Regions from separate parts of the Homo sapiens genome. Here region 1 is linked to region 2. A link is an interaction called in ENCODE POLR2A ChIA-PET data of the cell type or tissue named here. Cell type or tissue: OCI-LY7. All regions are shown on one strand. Links, peaks and the distances in the headings refer to the core of each region. The heading gives the core; the rest is flanking DNA. Region 1 overlaps CUX2 (cut like homeobox 2). Region 2 holds the start of LOC105369983 (a long non-coding RNA gene).

Region 1 (2,907 bases), core at 204-2,703, 260 kb before region 2:
TTGTGGCTTTCTTTGGGTGTTCTTGTCACTGGTGGACAGATCCATGGATGCGTTTCTCATGCCGGCCTCTTGGATGGATCTGTCAGGGAAGGAGGATGCTAGAGACGAGGACTGTTCTTAACATGTGTGACTGCATGTGTCTCTGTAAACGCAGCAGTCATTTGTTGCTGGGTAGCAAGCCACCCCAAACTTAGTGGACAGAAACAACTCTTGTATACCTGATTCTGTGGGCTGGAATTAGGACGGAGCCCAGTTGGTTCAGCTTGTCCCCACTCCATGATAGCTGTGGCTTCATCTGGGCAGATTCAACATTTGCGGGTAATTTGACAACTCCCACATCTGGCAATTGATGCTGGCTGTTGGCTGGAACCTCAGCTACCTGTGGGAACCCCAGTTTATGGCCTCTCTGCAGGGTCTCTCTGTGTGTTCTCCTTTGGGCTTCCTCACAGCATGGTGGCTGGGTTCCGAGAGGCAACATCCTGAGAGAGCCAGGTGGAAGTGCAGGTGTTTTCATGCTCTTGCCTTGCAAGTTGCTAGTATCACTTCCATCTACTCTGCTGATTGGGGCAGTAACAAAGGTGGGCCCAGGTTCAAAGGGAGGAGGACGTAGATCCCACCACTGGGTGGAAGGAGTGTCAAGGTCACCTTGCAGGAAGCCTTGGTGGCGAGGGATATTATGGCAGCCATCTTTAGAAAAGACAGTTGGCTACAGTGAGGGCGATGGTGGTGGTGATTCAGGTGACTCAGGCTGGTTGTGACAGGCTGTAAAGGGAGCCAGTGCGGCAGGAAGTGGCTGAGCAGGAGAGTAGATGTGACAGGAGGTTGTGTGAGGTGAGTTGGTGTGACAGGAAGTAGCCAAGTAGGGAGTGGGTGTGACAGGAGGATGTGTGGGGGACAGAGTGTAACAAGCGGTGGCCAAGCTGGAATGGTTGTGACAAGAGGTTGTGTGAGGGAATTCAGTGTGACAGGAGATTGTGTGGGGGAGTGTGACAGGAAGTGGCCAAGTAGGGAGTGAGTGTGACAGAAAATGGCCAAGCTGCAATGGTTGTGACGGGAGGTTGTGTGACGAGAGTGAGTATGACAGGAAATGGCCTGAGCTGCAGTGGGTGTGATAGGAAGTGGCCCAGTAGCAAGTAAGTGTGACAAGAAATTGTGTGGGGGAGTCAGTATGACAGGAAGTTACCAAGCTGGAGTGGATGTTACAGGAAGCTGTGTGAGGGCAATGGGTGTGGCAGGAGATTATGTGAGGGAAGTTAGTGGGACAGAGACGGCTATGTGAGTGGAGTGGAGTGGGTGTGACAGGAAGTGGCCACTGGAGATCTGGCTTTGTCTGCCATGATGGAAGTGGGCCTGCCAGTGACAGGGCCCTAGATGCTGACAGCACCACCTTTCCTTGCTTTCCAAGCTGCCCTCTTGAGGGCCTCAGGGTGACCAGGCCGATTCCAACGTGGGGACCCAGACCTCCTTACACGGGCCCCATCTTTCTCCCTGCCCTAGCCTCCACCATCTTCCTGTCTTCCTGTGGGCCCCTCGCTCCCCACTTCTGCCAGCAGCCTCCCCTTCTGCCAGAAAGAGTGACTCCCACCTCAACAGCCTGGAAGCACTCCAACTACCGTACTTTTCTTCAAATAAAAGCAGCTAATTAACATTATTCTTTAATTATTGCCTTTATCAACAAGGGGTCTGATTTCTACCAGCAGGATAGTTGCTTTCCCTTAAACTACCCAAGTGAATGCTTCAGTTCCTGGTGCTTTTGAAATGAATTTGATGTCATCTGCCCAGAGTCACTTAATGGGGACGCCTGGGTAATGACTGAACGCGCTAACTCCGTTAGCAGCCCTGGAAGCATGTAATTTGGCCCCTCAGGCAACAGCACTTTTGAAATCTCTGGATAGTTTTGAACTCTCTGTTCTTAATTAAATATGCAATTTTTCACGGTAACCAGGTTAATTCTTTTGTGTTGTGTTGTAATACTGTTAGGAATTTTCATAGTTCTTATTAAACATTATTCAGGCATTGTGAATTCCATAATTAAAAAAAATGAAAAGAACAAAGCTTGATTCACTCCTTTCTTTTCCCTGGCTAATTTATCAAATGAATTTTGCAAATTTTTCTTTCTGTCCCCAGACAGTGTGGCAAGTGTTTTAAAGGGGAAGGATTTAATTGCCCTGTAGGGATTGGCTGGTTATGAAGGATTTGGCTGTTTGATTAGTAAACCCAGTTGGGAATGGTCTAATGCTCCATGATCTTAAAAATTGTCTGATTGTACCCTCTCCAAGGAGGCCTCTCTCTTCGTTATGTAGAGCATCAACTTCACACAAGTGTGATTATTAGGTAGTGAGGAAAGGGAAGAGAGAAAGATCTGACTTTACTTTAAATTGGGGATCTTGGGAGATTTTTACCTCCATTTCCCTGGCTGGGGAGGAAGGGAGAACACTGAAGAGACACAGAGAGAGAGAGACAGAGAGAGAGAGAGAGAGACAGACAGACAGAGAGAGAGACAGAGAGGGAGCAATTCTCTCATCTCAGATACAGGAGAAGCTGGAGGGTGGCTGAAAGGGTGGGGCCCAAGGAGACGTTTTAGTGCACCCTTGCAGATAGTGGTGTTACAGGAAGGGGGTCCCGAGCGAGACCCCAAGATCTCACGCAAGAAAGAATTCAGGGAGAGACCGCAGTGCAAAGTAAAAGCAAGTTTATTAAGAAAGTAAAATGGTGAAAGAACAGCTACTCCATAGACAGAGTAGGACATTCCTGAAAATAAGAGGAGGAACACATCCACCCTAGGTACAATACTCATATATATGGGGAGATATGCTCTGTGACAAGGGTTTGTGATAAAGGATTAATTTTCTTAATTACTATATTTTGCAATAATCAATATTGTTATCTTTAAAGCAAAATTAGGAA
Region 2 (2,907 bases), core at 301-2,800:
ATTTTTTTTTTAAAACAGAACAAGTGAACAAGCCACTTTTCTGTGCCTTCGTGTTTTCTTTGTCTTTGAACATTTACATGGTTGGATCATTGCCTATGTAAAAGTCAGGTCAGGCCGGGCACTGTGGTTCATGCCTGTCATCTCAGCACTTTGGGAGGCTGAGGTGTAGATCACTTGAGCTCAGGAGTTCAAGACCAGCCTGGCCAACATGGCAAAACCCTGTCTCTACTAAAGCTAAATAGCTGGGCATGGTGGTGCACACCTGTAATCCCAGCTACTCAGGAGGCTGAGGTAGGAGAATTGCTGGAAGTGGGGAGGCAGAGGTTGCAGTGAGCTGAGATCGTGCCATTGCACTCCATCCTGAGCACCAGAGTGAGACTCCATCTCAAAACAAAACAAAACAAAAGTCAGGTCTGTGTTTGCATTGCATTATCCGCATGAGCATGTTCTCTGCATATGCCAAAACCTCACTGTCAACCGAATTTTGGGTGGCTGCCTAATATTCTGCCACAGGGAGGGATCATAATTTAGTTAGCCAATCCCCAGTTGCTGGACACAGAGGTTGCCTGGACACCGTGCTGGCATCAACAGGGATGCTGTGAACATCGTCCCCTGCATGCCGAGCCCTGACCCTGGGCCTCGGGCCGTCCTGTCCCCCTCCCCGCAGGCGAGCCCAAGACCTCGGTGGCCCCGCTGAGCATCGCCAACGGCACGACCCCCGCCAGCACCTCGGAGGACGCCATCAAGAGCATCCTGGAGCAGGCACGCCGTGAGATGCAGGCGCAACAGCAGGCGCTGCTGGAGATGGAGGTGGCGCCCAGGGGCCGCTCGGTGCCCCCCTCGCCCCCGGAGCGGCCATCACTGGCCACCGCGAGCCAGAACGGGGCCCCGGCCTTGGTGAAGCAGGAGGAGGGCAGCGGGGGCCCCGCGCAGGCGCCGCTCCCGGTCCTGTCCCCCGCCGCCTTCGTGCAGAGCATCATCCGCAAGGTCAAGTCCGAGATCGGCGACGCCGGCTACTTCGACCACCACTGGGCCTCCGACCGCGGCCTGCTCAGCCGCCCCTACGCCTCCGTGTCGCCCTCGCTGTCCTCCTCCTCCTCCTCTGGCTACTCTGGCCAGCCCAACGGCCGCGCCTGGCCCCGCGGGGACGAGGCCCCTGTGCCCCCCGAGGACGAGGCGGCGGCAGGGGCGGAGGACGAACCCCCCAGGACGGGCGAGCTCAAGGCTGAGGGCGCGACGGCCGAGGCGGGCGCGCGGCTGCCCTACTACCCGGCCTACGTGCCGCGCACCCTGAAGCCCACCGTGCCGCCGCTGACCCCCGAGCAGTACGAGCTGTACATGTACCGTGAGGTAGACACGCTGGAGCTCACCCGCCAGGTCAAGGAGAAGCTGGCCAAGAACGGCATCTGCCAGAGGATCTTCGGGGAGAAGGTGAGTGCAGGGCGGGCCCCCGGTGTCTGGGCTCTGGGAGAAGATGTCGGAGAAGTAGGATGCCCACCCAAGCAGGCTGGCGGGACCCCAGGGGCCCAGGCCCTTCATTCCTGAGTCCTGCTGTCCCTGGGTCCCGCAGGAAGGAGGGCCACTGTTCTGCTCCGTGGTTGTTAAAACCAGGAAATGCTTCCATCCTGGCCAGCAAACAGCCACTTAACTCCCCTCCTCCAGGCCCCTCCAGATCGCCTGAGGTCCAGCCACTAAAGGGTTAAGTGGCAGGACTTGGTGGCTCACGCCTGTAATCCCAGCACTTTGGGAGACGGAGGTGGGAAGATCTCTTGAGCCCAGAAGTTTGAGACCAGCCTGGCCAACGTGGTGAAACCCCGTCTCTACTAAAAAATACAAAAATTAAGCTGGGCACGGTGGCTCACACCTGTAATCCCAGCACTTTGGGAGGCTGAGGCGGGCAGATCATGAGATCAAGAGATCAAGACCATCCTGGCCAACATGGTGAAACCCCATCTCTACTAAAAATATAAAAATTAGCTGGGCTTGGTGTCCTGTGCCGGTATAGTCATGGCTACTTAGGAGACTGAGGCAGGAGCATCACTTGAACCTGGGAGGCAGGGGTTGCAGCGAGCCAAGATCTCGCTACTGTGCTCCAGCCTGGGTGACAGAACGATACTCCATCTCAAAAGAAAAAAAAAAAAGTGTTTGGGATCAGCCTGGGCAATGTAGCAAGACCCCCATCTCTACAAAATAAAAAAAATTAGCCAAGTGTGGTGGTGCACAGCTACTCAGGAGGCTGAGGTGGGAGAATTGCTTGAACCCAGGTGGTCGAGGCTACAGTGAGCCATGATCACACCAGTGCACTCCAGCCTGGGCAACAGAGCAAGACCTCATCCCCCCAAAAATAAATAAAAATTTAAAAAGAAAGGGTTAAATAAAGCTCACCCTAGCCAGGGGACCTCAGTGTTTCCTGATTGGTTGGTGCCCCTGCAATGCCAGTTTTAAGTGTCACCTCTACCTTTAGCAAGGGAATAGGCAAAGGGCCAGGCAAGCTCGGAGGAGGGAGAAATGACTTAAGTGGGAGGTCAGGGAAGGCTTCCTGGAGGAGGGGGGCACTGAAGGATTTTTACATGTAGGGACATTAGGGAGGGTACTGGAGGGGAAGGGCACAGCAACAGCACATGGCAGGCACCTATGAGGAACAAATGAAGGCCGCCTGGACTCCAACAGAGGGGAGGGGAGGGGATGGGAGGCTGGGCATGGTGGCTCACACCTATAATCCCAACACTGTGGGAGGCTGAGTTGGGTGGATCACTTGAGGTCAGGAGTTCGAAACCAGCCTGGCCAATGTGGCAAAACCCCATCTCTACTAAAAATACAAAAATTAGCCAGACGTGCACCAGCCTGGTACAAGTCCCAACTACTAAGGAGGCTGAGGCAGGAGAATCATTTGAACCTGGGAGGCGG

What was found. Peaks named below come from ENCODE experiments on the same cell type or tissue, not always from the same donor. Only the 100,000 strongest peaks of a DNase experiment are listed, where the experiment ranks them.
Region 1: POLR2A ChIA-PET joins it to region 2 with 5 read pairs; 2 of 35 experiments call an interaction of 5 or more read pairs at or near these places.

Annotation. Positions count from the first base shown.
Region 1 is chr12:111,056,088-111,058,994 of GRCh38, forward strand. The region is part of intron 1 of CUX2 (cut like homeobox 2); the gene reads left to right. Among named protein-coding and RNA genes, the nearest start is that of CUX2, 23 kb to the left of the region's middle. RefSeq lists an enhancer at 1,506-2,361. In OCI-LY7, for the core only: no CTCF peak of the experiment used is centred there; DNase peaks (open chromatin) are centred at 704, 784 and 1,154; H3K4me3 peaks cover 1,315 bases; H3K27ac peaks cover 2,154 bases.
Region 2 is chr12:111,319,345-111,322,251 of GRCh38, forward strand. It overlaps CUX2 (cut like homeobox 2), which reads left to right. Exons shown (of 22, transcript NM_015267.4): 17 at 668-1,431. LOC105369983 (a long non-coding RNA gene) reads right to left here and starts at 818. Exons shown (of 4, transcript XR_945341.2): 1 at 729-818. In OCI-LY7, for the core only: no CTCF peak of the experiment used is centred there; no DNase peak of the experiment used is centred there.